Regions from separate parts of the Mus musculus genome. Here region 1 is linked to region 2. A link is a loop called in an ENCODE intact Hi-C map of the cell type or tissue named here. Cell type or tissue: gastrocnemius. All regions are shown on one strand. Each heading gives the region's core, and the rest is flanking DNA. Links, peaks and the distances in the headings are about the cores only.

What was found. A loop is a pair of places that touch in the nucleus more often than their neighbours do. Peaks named below come from ENCODE experiments on the same cell type or tissue, not always from the same donor. Only the 100,000 strongest peaks of a DNase experiment are listed, where the experiment ranks them.
Region 1: a loop joins it to region 2, with 2.3 times the contacts of the local background. A loop is called at or near these places in 3 of 42 quality-filtered maps.

What each region holds. Positions count from the first base shown.
Region 1 is chr7:16,149,330-16,157,823 of GRCm38, reverse strand. Slc8a2 (solute carrier family 8 (sodium/calcium exchanger), member 2) reads right to left here. Exons shown (of 10, transcript NM_148946.3): 5 at 7,380-7,483; 6 at 7,233-7,250; 7 at 4,881-5,005; 8 at 4,530-4,629; 9 at 399-677. Among named protein-coding and RNA genes, the nearest start is that of Meis3, 22 kb to the left of the region's middle. In gastrocnemius, for the core only: a CTCF peak has its summit at 4,043 (motif pointing right); DNase peaks (open chromatin) are centred at 2,175 and 4,097; H3K27ac peaks cover 303 bases.
Region 2 is chr7:16,075,148-16,085,759 of GRCm38, reverse strand. It overlaps Zfp541 (zinc finger protein 541), which reads right to left. Exons shown (of 16, transcript NM_001099277.2): 2 at 9,173-9,413; 3 at 5,934-7,788; 4 at 4,024-4,082; 5 at 3,522-3,708; 6 at 3,190-3,250; 7 at 2,700-2,761; 8 at 2,188-2,539. Among named protein-coding and RNA genes, the nearest start is that of Zfp541, 8.6 kb to the right of the region's middle. In gastrocnemius, for the core only: no CTCF peak of the experiment used is centred there; a DNase peak (open chromatin) is centred at 5,616.

The sequences.
Region 1 (8,494 bases), core at 27-5,026, 75 kb before region 2:
GGCATGATGACCTGAGTCTGATCCCTAAAACCCACATAGTGGAATAAGAATGCCTTGAAGCTGCTCTCTGATCTATGTCCATGCACCTCTGAGAGGGTTCCGCCATCCACCACACGAAACTATGACATCACCTGGGCAGGGCCTGTCTCTATGGAGCTCCCCACACACAACGGGTTTTGTGAGGTTTTTCAGGAACACTGAGACCATTTCCAACCCCCGAGGGGCCTCCCCTTCTTCCTAGAGAGTCTGTGACTGCTTTTTACCATTTCCTGCCACGTTAGTCCCCTGTGACCCCTTCCCTGGCCGCTCTGGGGTGGGGACAGCCAGCACACTATACCCACAGGGCCCCTCCCTGACCCTGGCATGGTTTTCTACAAAGCAGCCTCACGAGGTGTTACCAGGGATGGAGGTGCCCAGGGCTACGAAGACCACGGCGTTGACTGAGTCCTTGAGGCCCACGGTGCACCCAAAGTGTGAGGCCAGGTCTCCGATGAGGGCAGTGAGCACACCAATGACCAGGATGCAGACACCAAAGCAGGCCCAGCCATTGCAGTACTCCGTGGGTGGAACGCAGGCGAATAGAACTTTCCAGAATACCGTCAGGAAGTGCATCACGTAGTCAAAGCAGGACGGCAGCCGCTCCTCACGAGGTCCATCCTCATCCTCCTCCTCGTCCCCTGTGGGCACATGACCCAGCTGGGGCACACATCATGCCTCAGACTTCCTTGCTTACACAGCTCCATTGTGTTAGGCTTCCAGACAGTTCCACATGAACTGCTTTCCCAGCATGCCTTGCAGCTAAGAAAATGTTGGTCTGAGATGAATATATTTATTTTCTCAGAATCCCTTGCAGCTAAGAGAGTGTTGGGCCCAGGTAAATGTAATTTCCCCAAATTCCTAGCAGCTAAGAGTATTGGGCTGAGGGAAGCTCATTTGCCTTCTCAGATTTACAGCTAAAAAAATAAATATTGAGCTTAAGAAAATTTGGTTTCCCAGAATCTTTTGCAGCTGACAATGTTGGAGAAAAGTAAATATACTTACTTTCCCAGAATTCCTTGCTAAGGGAGTGTTGGGTCCAGGTCAATTTACTAACTTCCCCAGCATCCCTTGCAGACAAAAGAGTGTTGAGCATAGATAAATCCATTTACTTTCCCAGAACCCCTCAAAGCTAGAGGAGGCCATAAATCCCTTTCTAAAAGCACTCGGTGTCTCACAAACCCTGACCACTAGAGATGACCATGTCTTGAGCTAAAAATAGTCATTTCCTCAAAAGTCCTCAAAACCACCGACAGCCATCTGTACAGCTAGAAATAATCACTGCAGTGGCCTGGGGCTCTGGCTCAGAGGTAGACTGCCTGCCTACAATGTGAAAGGGTCTGAGTTCCATCCTTAGCATCATGGACCAAATGCACACCAAGATTTCACAGTCGCCTTAACACAACTGGCTTTCCCAGAGTCTCCAGGAACAAGATAGAGACAAACACCCAGCTAAAATTAGCTAAGCTCCCAGAATTCCTTGAGGTTAGCAACAGCCATGTCCTCAGATAAAAATATGCACTCTCGCAGGGTGTGGTGGCGCACGCCTCTAATCCCAGCACTCAGGAGGCAGAGAGGCAGGCGGATTTATGAGTTCAAGGCCAGCCTGGTCTACAGAGTGAGTTCCAGGACAGCCAGGGCTATACAGAGAAACCCTGTCTCGAAAAACCAAACCAAACCAAACCAAACCAAACCAAACCAAACCAAACCAAAACAAAACAAAACAAAACAAAACAAAACAAAACAAAAAAACCCACTCTCCCAGAATTCCCCTGCTTCTAGTAATGCTAAAATACATAGTTTCCCATGATCCCTTGCAACAGTGGGTCACTCTCTCCTTCTCTGCTTCTCTGGCAATAAGACAAAAGGAGAGATTCTGAAATGTTCTAGCTCCCTCGGTACAGGCACCCTGCATGTGTTTATATTCTGAGCTTTGCAAAGAGTCCCATCCTGTCCTTTACTGTGACCAGATTGGCTTTTGGTACCCAGACGTTTGCGTGATTTGAGAGCCTAGAAGTATCTGGGACCCTCATCCTGAGTTGATAAGCAGGAGGTGATGAGTGTGAAACAGAGCAGGCTCTCGGGTGCCAACTAGTATAGCTGGAAGGGTGCTGGTAAGGAAGGTGGCCAGCGGCCAGCAGGCAGGAAGACAAGGCGAGGCTAAGCCAGCTGCCAAATCCTGAAGCCACTTGCCAGGATTTGCGATTATAAATCCCCAAGTTTTCTCTCTAAGAAACAGGAGAACCCTTGCAGCAGTGGAGGAAGAGCGTGACCCTGCCCCCACTGTAGGACTCCAAGCACAACATCCAGCTTGCTCTCTCTTTTCTAACTTATTACTTAACCGCTGGCTAGCTGAAGAAATAAAACCTTGACTCTGTACGTATCCAAGTGTGCCTTGTGGTTTCTTAGTTCTGCAAGACCAAACTTTTAGCTCCAACCACAAGTAAAATGGAAATCAGAAACAAAAATGGAAAACTCAGCAGACACACCCCAGCCTTTCTGGCTCCACCTACTTTCTACTTTGTTCCTACTAGGACTGTGGACTTGACACTTTGACACTTTGAGGTGCAGGGGCTACTCTGCAATGATGAGGGCAAAATAGGAGGCAAAATAAGAAGGCAAAAGAGGAGCCAGACTCAGGCATGCTGGGCATGTGTTTAGTCTCAGTACTTGGGAAGCAGGGGCAGGAGGATACCTGTGAGTTTGAGGCTGGTCTACATGGGCTGTTCCAAGCTAACCAGAACTACATAACGAGACCTTGTCTAGATAGATAGATAGATAGATAGATAGACAGACAGACAGACAGACAGATAGATAGACTTGTCGTACCTGAACTGTACTGAGACAGCTGAGGCCAGTGCAGACAGGGACAGACTGCCTCACTTAGACTTTTCCTTCTCTGCTCCAGACTCCACTATGGCTCACTACTGCCCTAGCATCCCTACTCGGCTGCTCTCTAGCATCATGACCAACCCCTTTCTCATACCCCAAGTTAATCACCATCTCCAAACATTAGACTTGTATCCTTGGTGCTCCCTCCAAACACCCAGACTTCTGTCTGTAGTGCTCCATCCAAAAACCAACACTTCTGTCCTCAGTGCTCCCTCCAAACACTCAGACTTCCATCCTTGATGCTTCCTCCAAATACCCAGACTTCCATCCTTGATGCTTCCTCCAAATACCCAGACTTCCATCCTTGGTGCTCCTTCCAAACACCTACCCTTACTTCCAGGCCAGGCCTGAAGCTTCATGTGGGCTCTTGGGGTCGCTCTTCCTATGTCTGTTGTCTCTGGGGTTGTCACTATTTTGTGACATGTCTGTCTTTTCCCCTGTGTAGTGAACTCTACAGGGCTAGGGCCAGGGCCAGGGCCAGGGCCAGAGCTGCCTCAGCCATTTCTTCATCTGGTCTCCCACACAAACAGCGTCTCCCTCAGACACATTAAAAATTGTGGCTTCAGAGGGCTGTGCCAACCACACTGGCATCTCTATGCTGATCTCATATCTTCACAGCCCTAACTTTGAACTTCACCCAATGCTTCTTTTTATTTTTTACATTTATTTGTTTTGAGAGAGAGAGAGAGAGGGAGGGAGGGAGAGAGAGAGAGAGAGAGAGAGAGAGAGAGAGAGAGAGAGTGTGTGTGTGTGTGTGTGTGTGTGTGTAAATCAAAGGAAAACTGCAGGAGCCCGTTCTCTCCTACTACATGAGTCCCAGGAATCCAACTTGGATCATCAGGCTTGGCAGCAGTCACCTTTACCTGCTGAGTCATCTCTGCCTAACATTTTCTTTAACCATCATTCCTGGCATATTAGCCTCTCCAGTTGAGGCCTCCCAGAAGGAAACTTGGTACTATGTATGAGAGGGAGTCCTGAATTGCAGCTTCAGAGCTCATAAACTGTTTGAGAGATTTGGGGCAGCCCTTTCCTCTATCTGAGCCTCAGTTTACCTATCTGTGACACAAAGGGCCCCGTGTAAATTTCCAAGATAGAATCCGTGGATTCAGCGGCCATTGTACTTCTGGCCACATGAGGGCGCCTTAGATCCGCGGGAGAACTAAGAAGGGTGAGGCCCACAAGCAGGTGGGAGTCAGGTGCCCTGGTGATTGTGTCCATGGCAACCGAGGAGGGATGGGTGTAGGGGTGTGTGTGTGTGTATGTAGACCCACTGCTATTTCACTTATCTATCCTCTAACTTCTTGATGCTACTACGGTAAAGTCGGGGCTGGTCCCCCACCTACCTTGTGTGGAAGGCGAAGCTGAGCCTTCATCCAGTCTCCCAGCAGCTGGGACCACTGCAGTGTCAACTCTCTCCTTTCTGTTTCCACCTGCCTCTCCCTTTCTGGCTCTCCGCAAAGAGATGGGATGTTCATTCTCTGCCCGACAACCGCTCCCCATCTGCTTCTTCACCAACCCCACTCCGTGTCCCTTTGTGTGTCCCTTTGTATCTCTGTCTCTTCATTACCCCCCTTCACTCTCACCCTGTCCTCTTAACTTACCTGCGCTTACGGTAACTGCCTCTATAAACTGCTCCCTCCATGAGTGAGTCCCAATCACCAAGGCCAGGTTCGTTTTCTTTATGAGTTTATCCACCGTGTTCTAGGAAAGAGAGGGTGAAGGGAGCAATTAGTTTTACAGCATCCCAGGGTGGTGTGGCTGGGGGCTGTGGGGCTGTCTCTACATGCCCTGTCCAGGAAGGTAACCATGTGCATTCCACAGTGCTGAAGCTGGACCCCTCGGTGGTCCCCACCTTTGAGATTTGCATTGCTTTTCTGAATCTCATGTCTCCACCTACCCACCCAACATAGCTCAGGACAGGCTTCAGGGGAGGGAAGGCCCGGGAAAGTCACCTTAAAGTCATAAGACTCCTCGATGATGACCTCGAGGCGATTGTTCTCCCCAAGAACTGGCTTGCCCATCTCTGCTATCCTCTGGGCCTCCTCCTGCTCTGCAGTTATCTTCTTGTCTCCATTCCCTGCAGCATGAGGGATGGAGGTTAGATGCTCAGGAGGTCAGGCCTAACAGGGCCAGTAACACTCTCTTCTGTCTGGGACATTGGTGGACTCGTCCAGCTCCCTCTAACCACCTGCTCCCTCGGCCCATGAAATTCTAGGAGCACACTCTGGGTTCATATGTCAGAGGGTGTGTGGCCTCAGGCGATGCATTGCTAGCTTGTCTGCTTTGTATTTTGTACATCGATGGGTACCTACCTCATATAATCCCAAATGCCACTCTAATGTCATGCACCCTGCATCCAGCCCTAGGCCTCACTTCCAATTCCACTCCTGGATATCACTAGCAACAAAACTTGGCTATGTGGCAGAGACAACTACCAGTTCACCCAAGTCTGAGAGCAAATATCTGGACTATACCCCCCCACCCCCAGCATTTCTTGCAGCTGGGTACTGCCATGTGACTGAATCAGAGGCAACAGCATTGTGGAAGAAGTGATGGAGTGGTGATCCCCTTCAGGGTCTCCCTTGTGGGTCTGGAAATGTTCTTGCCCAGTTGCCCACAGGCAGTAGAGACAACATCAAACAGCTCAATAGCAGGTGAAGGCACAGTATGGAAATGTCACACAAGGAAAGAAAATCACGCCGGGCAGTGGTGGCGCATGCACGCCCTTAATCCCAGCACTCGGAGGCAGAGGCAGGCAGATCTCTGAGTATTTGAGGGCAGCCTGGTCTACAGAGTGAGTTCCAGGAGAGCCAGGGCTACACAGAGAAACCCTGTCTGGGGGAGGGCCGGGGGGGGGGGAGAAAAGAAAAGAAAATTACCTGCATCAAAGGAAGACTCACAAGCTTTGACTAACAACAAATAAAGTACTGAAGCAATCACTTGCTACTTTTTTGGGTAACAAATAGGCATTGTTAGACCCTTTTGTTACATCAGCTTACAGGACCTCTCAAAACATCTTAGTCTCAGGCAAGTCCTGACTGTATGCTACAGTGCAGATCTTGCTTCTAAACTGTCACTATATCCAAGCTCCTACCTCAACTCCGACAGCCAACTTGGTATCATTTCCTTTTTTCCCCCTCCTTGATGCAGTGGCTGTTTTGAGACAGGGCCTCTATATATCTCTGGTTGACCTCAAACTATTTAGACCAGGCTAGCTTCCAACTCACAGAGATCTATGCCTCTGCCTCTGCCTCTGCCTCTGCCTCTGCCTCTGCCTCTCTGCCTCTCCTCTCTCTGCCTCTCTGCCCCTCTGCCTCTGCCTCACCCCCTGCCTCTGCCTCTGCCTCTGTGCCTCTCCTCTCTCTGCCTCTCTCTGCCTCTCTCTCTGCCTCTCTGCCTCTCTCTCTGCCTCTCTGCCTCTCTCTCTGCCTCTCTACCTCTCTTTCTGCCTCTCTGCCTCTGCCTCCCTCCCAAGTGCTTGGATTAAAGGCATGGGCTACTAAGTCTGTCTTTTTTCTTTCTGGTAGCTCAGGCTAGACTCAAACTCTCTATGTAGCTGAGGATGACCTTGAGCTTCTGAATCCATCCCTTTCATCCCCCAGATGCAGGGATTGCAGGCCTGCACCGCCACAGTGCTGGGACGAAACCACTCGACAGGCAAGCCACTGACTGAGAGGGCCTCAGCCTTCCTGACCCCACTTCTAACTCAAAATCTTCAAATTCCAACTTCCATTTTAAAATTTAGTGTGCGTGTGTGTGTGTGTGTGTGTGTGTGTGTGTGTGTGTGTGTGTGCAGGTATGCAGGTGTCTGAGGAGGCCAGAAGGGTATGTCAGATACATGGAGTTACACATGGCTGTAAGCAACTCAGGGTGGGTGATGGAACTGAACTTGAGGCTCCTGGAAGAGCAGCCAGTGCTTTTACCAGCTGAACCATCTGTTCCACCTCAGTTTTAGCATAAACAGCGACTCCAGTTCTAATTTAACCCCACCTTAATCCTGGACTGCAGCCTCTATTTCAATTCTTGTCTTGGCCCAGCGGGAAGATGGATCTCATTCCCCAAAGCTACCCTGTGACAGTCCTAACCAATGCCACACCGGATTCATACACGCCACAAACTCAGATCTGGTTTTACAACTCAGTTTCTGCAATCTTTGATTATACTTGCCACCTTGAATGCCACAACCCCATCCCAGTCCCAGCTGGCTCCAGTCTTTACCCATCTCTCACCTCCAACCTGCCCCAAGCCCAGCCCTGAGGCTGCAATGGCTCCTCCCCTCCACACCCAGAGGTCCCTTCACTCACCTTGGTTGAGTAGCAGAGCTGGGGAGAGACAGAGACAGGGACACAATGAGAGAGTCGCTTCTCCTCAAAGCTCAGGCTCATGAGCCCCCCGGGGCCCCCAACCCTAGACCCCCTGCTTTTTCCCATAGCCACCTCTTCACCCCTCACCTGAGATGCCTCGCTTAAGCCACTGGGGCTGGCCCAGCTCAATGAAGAAGTTGTCCTTCTTCTCATACTCTTCATCATCCACTATCTTGACCTGAAGAGTTTTCCTGGGGTGGGGGAGGCAGTGCAGAGGAAAACGTAAGTCCCTCCCACACAGCTGCCTTAGAATGATGTCACTGGCCGCTGGGGGAGTTTAGACAGCCACTCCTTCAGGGTCATGATTTTGTCCCCACTTGTTGGAAACAACCCTAACCCCAAAGAGTCAACATGTCTGGGTTCTGGAAGCAGCTGGGATGACGGCTCAGGTAATAAAGAGCTTGTCATGAAACCATGAGGACTGGAGTTCCATCCCCATCTCGGCAGGGTGTCATGTCTGGGGGGGTGGGGGTGGGATAGAGATAGGCCATCCAGCCTAGTCTAATTGATGAGCTCAAGACCAATGGAATCTGTTTCAAAAGAAGTGAACAGTGCCTCTGAGGATGACGTGTGAGATTGCTCTCTGCCCTCCACACATATGAGCACACACATGTACACATTAAGAAAAAAAAAAAAACATTGGGTTTGAAATCCCAACTACTTGAGAGGCTGAGGCAAGGGTGTTACCATAAGATCAAGTTCAGCCTGAGTTACAGAGAAGAAGGAAAGAAGGAAGGAAGCAAGGAAGGAAACATTTAAGTCTAACAGTACAAAATACCTGCAGCTTCCCACCCTCCATTCTGACCACATTTGGAAGATCAGCCTAATGTGCCCAGTTTTTTTCCAGCATCTCTGTTCCCGTGGTAACCAGGGTGAGGCAAGGAATAGTCCAATGTTACCTGTCCCCTTAAGGCACTGAACCCACGTACCTCCTACCCCTCCTTGCAATCTCCAAGCCTCACACCAAGGAATGTTCACAGATTGGGTGCCAGCAACTCTTGGCTAGAGGAACAGTGTATGTAGCCAGCCCCATAAGGCCTGGCCCCAGATCCCAGCCACACAAACACCCCACCCACGCAGTCACCAATAGAGGAAGCTCCACCAGTCACCCGCCCACATGCACAGCCATCCCCCTGCAGCGCATGATCTCAGGGAACAGATGCCTGTTCGTTTGAGAGACACCCCCAGCACAGCCTGAGACA
Region 2 (10,612 bases), core at 3,206-8,205:
CTGATCCTAAAATTCTACAGTAATGCAATGGACCTATGGCAGCTAACACAATTCTGGAAGACAGAACAACATAAGAGAATTCAAATACACCTATTTGAAAGCTTACACAAATCTACAGTAGTCAAAGCACTATGGTACCAGCATAAGCATGCAGATCATAGAAAAGAACTCGTCTGTGGAGCAAACACATGCACTGATGATTAATGGAGGTGTGTGTTTGCATTTGCAAGTGCACATTTATTCAGAAAAGTATGCAAGTGTGTATGGGGCACAGGTATATGTCACATGTTATTCCTCAGACATCACTCACCTTGTCTTCTGAGACAAGATCTCTCTCTGGCCTACAGCTCACTCAACAGGCTGCACTGGCTGCCAGGAAAGCTCCAATCTCCCTATTGCTGAGAGTACAATTGTATGCCACTACACTAGGCTTTTTTTCTCATAGGCTCTGGGAACTGAACTCAGGTCTTTGTGCCTTGGTAACCTGATTTTAGTAAAATCAACTTGCTAAAACCAACTTGATGGGAATTATATTTTCAGCAAATGATCCTGAAATGAATGGAATCCATACAAAATAATGAACTTTGATCCTTACCTCATACAATATCCAAAAGCTAGTTGGAAATCCATTAAAGATGTAAATTTAAGAGTCAAAATTATAGCTGGGCAGTGGTGGCACATGCCTTTAGTTCCTCTCCTTGGGAGGCAGAAGCAGGTGAATTTCTTTGAGTTTGAGGCCAGCCTGGTCTACAGAGTGAGTTCCAGAACAGCCAATGCTAGACAAAGAGATCCTGTCTTAAAAAACCAAGCAAACCAAGCCAAGCCAAGCCAAACCAAACCAAACCAAACCAAACCAAGCCAAGCCAAGCCAAACCAAACCAAACCAAACCAAACCAAACCAAACCAAACCAAACAAAATTATAAAACTCTCTCTCTCTCTCAAAAAAAAAAAGATACTGTGCGTCTAGTGTCTCAAGAGGCTGAGGCAGGAGGGGTATGAACTCAAGGCCTGCCTGGCCTACAGAGTAATCAGGAGTGGAGTGGCTCTTCATTACTCTGTGCCAGTCAACTGGTCACATATAAAGCCCAGTGCACAAATGACACTAGGAAAATAAAGAGATCTCCTTAGTTTATAAGGAAGGACACACAAACAGCCAATGAACACCCAGCAAGATTCTTGGTACCAGTAGCCAGTAGGATAATACAAATCCAAACATAACAAAAGATAACAATAGGTACCTTTCTTTCATCTGACAGGACGGCTAGAAAGAATCACAGTCTAAAAGTGCAGGCAAGGGGCAGAGGTATCAGGACTCTCCTGATTGTTAGCAGAAATCCAAAATGGGACATTCTGGCACTAGTTTGGCAGTTTCTTAGATGTTTAAATAGAATTTCCATGTGACCAAGCTTTTCTTTGTAGGTATTTATACAAAAGGAATTGGTACATAGTCCCCCATAGGAAGTTATACACAAATGTTCTTACAACATTATTTATGAAAGCTACAAGGAAAACAATACCCATACCTATCAACTGATGATTTAAAAGAGTGGTCATTGAGTAGACTATTACCAATAAAAAAGAAATTCTAACACACACTACCACCTGCTGAACCCTGAACACACCGAACTAAGTAAAATGGGTGATACATAAAAAGCCACACATTGTATGATGTCACTTATATGCAATACCCAGCATAGGCAAGGCTATAGGAACAGGAAGTAGATGAATGGAAGCCAGGAGGGTGGTGTAGCTGCCTGGAATACAAGCTTCTGGGATGGCAAAACCCCTCTAAAGATAGTATGCAGGGAAGCTCAGAGGCCAGAGAGCAGCCTCAAAGCACAAGCTTGAAATGGCTGATCTGCATGGCAGGCAGGCATGGTGTGTGTCTCTGTCTCCATAGACTGGCTATAAAAATGAACAGAGGAGGAATTGGGCTGAGTGGCCTCTATGTGTTCTTTCTGGCTGTTAACAACAACAACAACAACAACAACAACAACAATCCAACCAACCAAACAAACATCTAGAAGAATCATCTTGGTATGTTTCTGAGTAGCAATGAGTCCCCCAGAACAGACACATACAAGGCTGGAAAGAATGGCTGGATCATATACTGTAAGGCAGAGAGATTGTGGGCCATAGGAGAAGCACCTGATCCTGGAACAGAATAGCTTTCTGGCCTCACTCACCAAGTACAGGGCTGATAAGGTGGGGCCCAGCCCTGGATGTGGAGCAGAGGGTATTGAAGTACAGCCCAGAGCCCTCACGAATCGGGCTAAGCATAGGCGGTGGTGTGTAGGGAGAGCACTGAAACAAGCCCTTCAGGAGGTGATCCACCAGGAACACAGGAGAGTGCAGGCAGCTCTGGTGGCACCCTCCTGGGCCTGGTTCCCCGAGGGCAGAGGGTGCAGGAGGGGCAAACAGGGCCTTGGGCTGGGGCCGCTTCTTCCGCTTTCTGTACTGGCAGCTCTCCTTGCTGTCTCTCTCTTCCCCATCTTTTTCTTGTCCCTGAAGAAGAGAGGACAGAACCACAGGTGTCACCTGAGAGCACCTGTTGTATCAACTCAGTCTTCAGCTTGTTCAGGGATGGGAAAATGGGGCTTGTCATAGGGACAGGGGGAAGGAGGATGTGTATGTTTGCCATAGCCATTCCCGGGGTTTAGCATAGGAGCTGAGTAGGACCTTCTGTTCATAGCCCAGCCCCACATGAGCCAGAGCTGACTAACATACTCAGTATGGTGACATCCTGAGGCTCAGAGCTGCCTCATATAGTCATATAGGGATACATGGGGGCAGTTCAGTGGCTCAAGTGACAAGCTTCCAAGAATGAGGGTCAGATACAGGGTGTATGCCTTTGATCTCAGTACATAGGAGGCAGAAGCAAAGTGGATCTCTGTGAGTTCAAGGCTAGCCCGATTTACATAGCAAGTTTCAGGTAAGGCAAGGCTATAATAGATACCCTGTCTCACAAAAATAAATAAGCAAACAAACAAAAAAATCCCAGAAAGTAACAAAAATATGTATAAAAAGGAAAAAAAGAATGGGAGCCAGAGACAAGAGTATTATGGCAACAAAAATGTGTTCTCCCAGATGCCTGTGTCTTTTATGAGCCAACACTGGCCTAGCACTGACACAGAAACTTCAGGCCAGGGTCCAGTAGTAAAAAGATGAGACTCAGGGAGCTCCATCACTGCAATCATAATGACGTTTCATATCTTCTACTGCTCCTTCCTCCCTGCCAGCCTTCCTTTTCTTCCAGGTCTTAGCTCTGACATACCTTCCTGCCTGGCCCCCCAGCCTTCCTCAGTTCCTTCTTCTCCTGCATCCCAGCCCTGCAAATTTTGGGTCACTGCTGACTAGGGTCAGGACTTGGGCTGTCAATATCATTGCTGTCAGTGGGGCTACTGTAGGCCTGCACAGATGGCCCTGGCCCTCATGTCACCCCATGCCAGGATTCTGCCTTTAACCTGAGATGGATGACATTGTCTCTTCATCTATCCCCAAAGCCTGTCTAACCCTGGACTACAGAAGCCACCATTTGCCCCTTCACCTGTTGCTCCTGCTTCCCTCGAGGTGATGGCCACTGGTCACTATGGAAACACATGTGGCTGCTCAGCCCTTTCTCGGTGTAAAACATCTGGCTGCAATTCTTGCACACAAAAGTGCTCTTTGACTCCATCCAGTCTGTGGGACCCCCATTTGGCTGATGGCTGTGGATAGAGAAGGCAGAGGGAGAATGGGAGAATGAGGCTCTAGCCCTGACTGCCGCTTTGTTGTTCCTGACTTTGCTTTTGGCTTGGTTTGGATTTTGTTGTTGTTTTTGTTTGGTTTTTTTGTATGTAACCCCAATCCACTGAAAACTCGTAGTAAACAATAAAAATGGAAGACTATATTCAACTTTCCAAGGGATGAAACATTCTCTGCAGGGCTGGAGGCATCTGGTTCCCTCACTCAAGACAGTACAGAGAAGCCAGAGGACTTTCCAGGGGAGTGCCTTGGTGGGGCATGAGGGCTTCTGAACTTACCATCCGCCTGCCAAGCTCTCTTCCTTCACTGGATGGGGGAGTCTGTAAATGTTTCCACCCTGGAGATGAGAAGATATCTGAGCCAGCAAAGCCCAGACAAAGGAACAAGGAAGACAGCATTGGGGAAGTCTGCTTGATGGTGCTCTGGGCAATGGTGTCTCAGATTTGACACCAAAGCAAAGCAGAAAACCCAACAGACACACTGGACTCATTAAAATTAAAAGCTTCAATCCCACAAATATTCACACATAAGATGAAAAGGCAGCCCACACAAGGGAAGATAAAGTCACATGTCTGATGTACATACAGAATATATATACATATGTATGTATGTATGTATGTGTATACACACACACATACACACACACACACACACACACACACACACACACACACACATATATATGCAAGTCAGTAAGACACCACTTCACAAGTGGTCTATAAGCACACGGGAGGATTCTAATGCCAGGGCACGCCATTGGCAGCAGCAGCAGACAGCACTGCATGGCCCAGTGTGACTGTGACAGTGTGACTGTGACAGCACAGCGCATGGAGAAACAGGGCACTTGTGTACAGCAGCGGCACTGGAAAGCGGCTGCTTCCTAGAAAGTAGTCTGTACTCCTTAAGCACTGAGCACGAGACTCTAGGATCCGGTGATTCCAGGCCTTGGGTCTAGCCAAGAGAAACAAGAACATGCATCCACAAGAAAGAAGCTGTACACAGCTTCCCAGTAGCCACTCACATGAGCCACAGTGGAAATAGTCCACTGATGAATGGCAAAATAAAATCTGGCCTGTCTACCCACGGGACATTGCTCAGCCAGAAAAAGGAATGGAGTAGGGTAGGTAGCAAAATGGGGGGAGGGAGGAAGAGGCACTTGCTGCCAATCAGATGAAAGGAGAAAACCAGCTCCCACAGGCTGCCCTCTGAGTCCCACGTGACCTCTGTGGACCGCTCATGATCATGCTAATACCCACCCCCAACAAAAAATGTGCCAGATGGAACAGATCTTTAATTCCAGCACTCGGGGGAGGCAGAGGCAGGCTGATCTCAACTCAACTCTGTGAATTCAAGGCCAACCTGGACTATATAGCAAGTCCCAGGTCAGTTAAAGTCACATACCCTGAGTCTAAATAAATGTAAAAATTGTTTTAATTTCTTACAAAAAAATGAAGCACTGACAGATGGTGCCATATGAATGGACCTTAATCATGTGGTACAAACAGGCAATGCCAGACACAGACATCTGACTCTACTGACATGAAATGTCCAGAGCAGTTAAGCCAATGGAGACAGGATTTGTGGGTACCCAGGGCTGAAAGGATAATGGTAGAAGGAGCAAAAGACTGGGGTGATTACTAAGGGATGCAGGGTATCTTCTTGGAGTGATAAAGTTTTCTGGCCAACAGTAATAGTTGTGTAAACTTGTGACTATACCAATGTCTGCCAAAGCTCCAACTTTGTAAGGGTTCATTATACATCATTTGGCTAACAAAGATGTAAATGTTTATAAAGTGGTAGCTGTGAGATGGAAGGAATGATGCTGGTTTCACTAAGAGGAGTGGCTAAGTGCCCAGAGCAGATGGTCACTGCATGATGCACAAAGGACTTGGGTTCTGTGCACGTGTGGGGAATGCACAGCCATCACATGTAGTTAACAGTTAAGGGAGGAGGCCTGTACCTTTATCTTGCTCAAGAGTTGAAGGAGGGGAATCTAGGTGGAATTAGGAGGCAAAGGAAAGCAAGGAAGGTAGCTTAGTAGACAACAGCCATCAGTGCCTCTTATAAAGTCACATCTGAAGACCTACTACAGTGAGGGAAGTACCTGGACAGTTAACCAATGCTATAAATCCAAGGACATACACATAGCCCTGCCACAGCCCAGAACACAATAGAGGACTACAAATACCTGGATTCTGTTGAAGATTGTCAGCTTGGACTTCATGTCTCTGGGTGGATCTGCCAGAGGCCCAGCCGATGAAAAGGAGGCCATGGCCACCTGGCTGGGAGAAGCTGCACAGCACACATCCATCTTCACTTTCTCCTTCCGGAAACCTGAGAATCTCTGGGCCCTGGGGTGCCCTGAGAAGAGCCTGTAGCCTCCACCTCGGGGGCAGGCTGGACCCTTCTCACCTCTCATGGCCCCTGAAGCCAGGCCATTTTCTCCTTGCCCCTGTTTCCCAACCAGCTGGGTTCCAGCTGGCTCATCTCCACCTAACTGGGACTGCCTTGAGCCTGCATTGGGGATAATGTCCCCCAGGTCCAATGTCCCTTTGGCCAATGAAGAGCTGTCTGGATTCCGGGAGGGGAGCAGGCCTGGCCCTGTGAGGGATGGTGGTGCAGAGGCCACTTTGGGGCCTCCTTTTGTGTCTCGCCTAGGGCCACCAGGAGATGTTTCTCTGGACACCGCAGGCATAGTTTTCCTCCTGCGGACTGGGGATCCTTCTGGCTCTGAGTGTCCAGGGCCTATCTGGAAAGAGTCTACAGTGGGTGCTGGTGGCAGAGTTTGTGGTGGCCATGGCCCCTGCAATGGCTTCAGAGTGGACTGCTTGCCCTCGGGCCCTGGTCTCTGGGCTGAGGCTGTAGCCACCTGAGTATGGGAGAAGATCCGCTGGGACTTGGCAATCATCTGGAGCACCTGCATCTGCTCATGGCTTACTAGAGACTCCTGTGACTTCATGAACAGCTGCCGGAAGAGGGGCGTGGCATCTGAGGGGAGCCCACCTGGGTTCTGTGCATCTTGGAGCCCAAGCTCAGTGGGGCTCTGCCATGGGAATGACTCACAGTCAGGTTTGCACTTTTTGGGAGCCCAGGTTTCATCTTCCCCAGCTGCCTGCCGAACTTCACTGGAGGCCTCACCAGGGGCCTTTAGTAGTGCAGGAGGAAATGGCAAGAGTTCCTCCTGGGTGGTGCCCAGGCTGGGTGAAGGCTCCACTGAGGTAGGGGTGCTGCTGGGTCCAGAGCCTCCTCCCTCAGAGCCCTCCCGGGATGCCACTGCAGGGGGCTTGTGGACCATAAACACATTGCTGCCTTTGTTCTTGGGACAGCCAGGCAGGTTCCGGAGCCACTGGAAGTTGTGGCTGGAAGGCTGGGATCCTGAGGGGACAGAGTGGCCTCTGAAGAGAGGCAGGCAGGCAGGCAGAGAGCTGCCCTCTGGCCAGCCTTCCAGGGAGGATGGCCGTTGAAGCCGTGGAGACTCTGACTCCAACTCTGACTCTGGTGGATCGGGGACACCATTCTCAGCTGCCCTTGACTGGACAGGTGTGAACACTTCGGTGGCAGCTTCCTTCCGTGGGGGATGAGTTTCCTCAGGAATCTCAGAGCCCAGGGTTCCTAGGGCCACTGGGGTGCTGGCTGGTGTACATGATGATGATCCCAGTGAGGTGGGGCAAGCACAGGCTGAGCTCCTTGCTTCAGTATCAGAAGGCCCCACTGCTGGGCCAGGAGAAGGAATCTTCTGGTGGACGATGCTGCTCACAATACAGCGAAGGAGGTCTCTGTTGGGCAAGACAGAGCCAGGGGACCTAGCTTCTGGGGGCCCCAGGGACCTCAGGCCACTGGGTGGAGGCTGGTTAGCCACATCATGGTTGTGAGTTGGGTCCCCATAGGCCTCCTCTTCTGGTGGAGTCTCCTTCAGGATGCATACTCCATGCTGGACTTCATAGTGGCGGCGCAGCGAGCGGTAGTCACAGTAGCTCTTGCTGCAACCTTGCTCAATGCACACAAAGGGCTTGGTCTTCTGGTGGGTGAGCATGTGCCCAGTCCTGTAGTGAAACATGGAAAGGAGGTCATCAGGAGAGCCTCACACCTCAACACAGGAAGTGCTTGGGCCCCCTACTTTGTCTAACCAACGGGGGTGGGGGGGTGGCTCACTTCTCTGCCCTCATCGCTAACAAACACTGAAATCCCATGCAAGCCAGATCGGGTTTCCCCAGAGTGGGTTCACAAGAGACAACAACAGTTCTCTAGAGGTAAGCTCTGGGGACCTGGGCACAACAGGGGTGTGTTAAAAGCATGCATGCATGCATACACATGCACACACATCACTTTGGAGGTTCACAAAGCGTTTGGTGTGTGTGTGGGGAATCATCTTTAACCTTTGCTTTCATATAGCTCCACCAGCATTCCTGAGAAGTAGAGCTCTGTAGAATACATTTGAGGAGATGCCAATCTTGGACTACCACAGTACTGTGTATGGGGACAGCTTCCTGGAACAGCTCCCCCTTCAGCCAAGAAACTAACTTACAGAGAGTTAATAAAACTAGAGCCAAAAGGCAGTGTGTGGAAGTGTAAATGCATGTACATATATGTTGTACCTACTCCTGTTTATGTGGACAATAACAGAGTGAACAATGAGCCCTCACCCTTGGGGTTCTAACAATCTAGCTTTGGACAATCCCAGTGCACATGGCTGGGATGTTTTAATGACTACTGTCTTTCTATAGAGAATGTCCATGATCTTGTGAGGGAAGGACTCAAAAGACCTAAGGATTAGTCCTAGAAGAAAATGACTTTTGCCTAAGGTGAGTCTAGGCCAGAGGGTGAAGAGAGGTTATCAAAACCTCTCCCTCTAGCTAGGCATTGTCCTCTTCCACTCTTTGAGCCTCACAGCAACAGAGACATTAATAACAAGGGAACTTTGCTCAAAGCTTTTATACAGCTTTTGGTGGGGGGGGGGGCATGACCAGGTTGCAGACCTGTTGTCCTTAGACAGCTGCTAGGGACTTAGGGCATCTCTTTACTAAGTTAGCCAACTTCATTTGTACTGTTTTGTTTTGCTTTCTCATATAATCCAGGTGGGCTTTAAACTTGTAATGTATGTAGTTGAGGCTGGCCTTAGACTCTTGATCCTCCTGCTTCTACCTCCCCAGTGTGCCAGCACGCCTGGTAACTCATCACATTTAGAAACCACAAGAGCCATGTCTGCAAATAGACAGGGATTTCCTCACTGGTGTAAATTTGGGGCTTAGTAAAGAGACTGCCCCCAGACAATAGCAGTGTGAAGAGAACAGAGTCCACACTGGAGGACAGGGGACATACATCTGAGAAGCACAGAAGTGGGAACTCAACAGAGGACCAGATGGATGGGGGAGAGGGTAGGAGGACAGGTGCATGCCCCCTGCCCTTCTGGCCAGATTCTTGACATACAGGTGGTCCTGCCGCTTGAAGGCTTTGCTGCAGACTTTGCACACGTGTTTTCTCTCCTGGCTGTGCGTCAGGTAATGCTTGCTCAGGGAACTGGCGCTGCTGAACACTTTCCCACACAGGCTGCAGTCCAGGAGTGGATTCTGAGGGGAACTGTGCTGTCGCTTGCCTTTCCTTGTACTCCCAGTGGCCCTGCCTCCTTCATCAGCCTCTTTAGGCACCTTGAGTGCGCCCAGCCCCAGGTCTAAACAAAGGGAGAAAGCACAGGTTATGCTGAGATAGGATAGGGGAGTGCTAAAGCAATATAGACCCTCAGCACAGAGCCCTGTCCCAGTAGTCTGAGACTCCCCCACCTCAGAGGCTCTGCACGGCCAGACGACAAGGCTTAGCTGAGGTCTGGACCAGGCCTTATCTATAGAACTGCACCAGGTCTTGGTGCAAGATGTGCAGGTATGGATCAGGTTGAGCTTCTAGGGTAGCAGTATGATAAGACAAGCAGGGGTAGAAGCCAACCTACCCATACAATGTCTATCTAGAGATGCATTATCCAAACCAAAAGCACTCGCCATCTTGCTCTGCTCTTGGGTTCTCACCTTTTTATAAAAAAAAAAAATCTACCTGCTTTTTCTAGTAAAATGTTAGAAACAACCTTATATCTGATTAGAGAGCTTAGAGGAGGTGAGTGCTTTATTTACTCGCTCTCTCTCTGTCTCTCTCTCTCTGTGTGTCTCTCTCTCACACACACACACAGAGAGAGAGAAAGAGAGAGAGAGAGAGAGAGAGAGAGAGAGAGAGAGAGAGAGAGAGAGAGACTGGGGATTGAACCCAGGGTCTGACACATGCTAGTGCTTGGCAAGTACTCCATAAGTGAGCTACATGTTGGCTTGTATTATGACCTAGTAAACAACTTTTCAAACAAAAATTGGAGAAATATCTAAAAAAAAAAAAAAAAAGGGAAGACTGATCATACCATACTACTACTAAAATAGAAAGGAAAGAAGAAAAGAGAAAGCAGCCTATTTGAAAACAGAATTACCCCAGGTGAAAAAAAAGTAAATTTAAAAGGAACAGGAAGATTGGGGTTCAATGCCAGAGAGATGGGCAGAGAGATTCTCTCACCCATGTGTGTATCTGAAATTACCATATTTTCTGTATCCCTTGGTAAAATGTTAGCTATTTTTATGAATTATGTCTCCTGGGGGGCAGCTGAAGGAATTGGAGACATTCAGGTAGAGGAGGGGGTGTTCAATTATTAGAAAGGCCAGTGTGTGGAGAAAGAACAGATAGCCTGTGTTTTATTTCAGGGGGACAGAGAGAGGCTTGGGACAAGAAGACTGAAGGGAGAAAATTCACCTTGGGAAGCAACTGAACAAAGAACTCTAAAAGTATAAACAAGATAAAACCAGGCTCCCTCAGATATTGTCCTCACACTTGGCTGGGGTA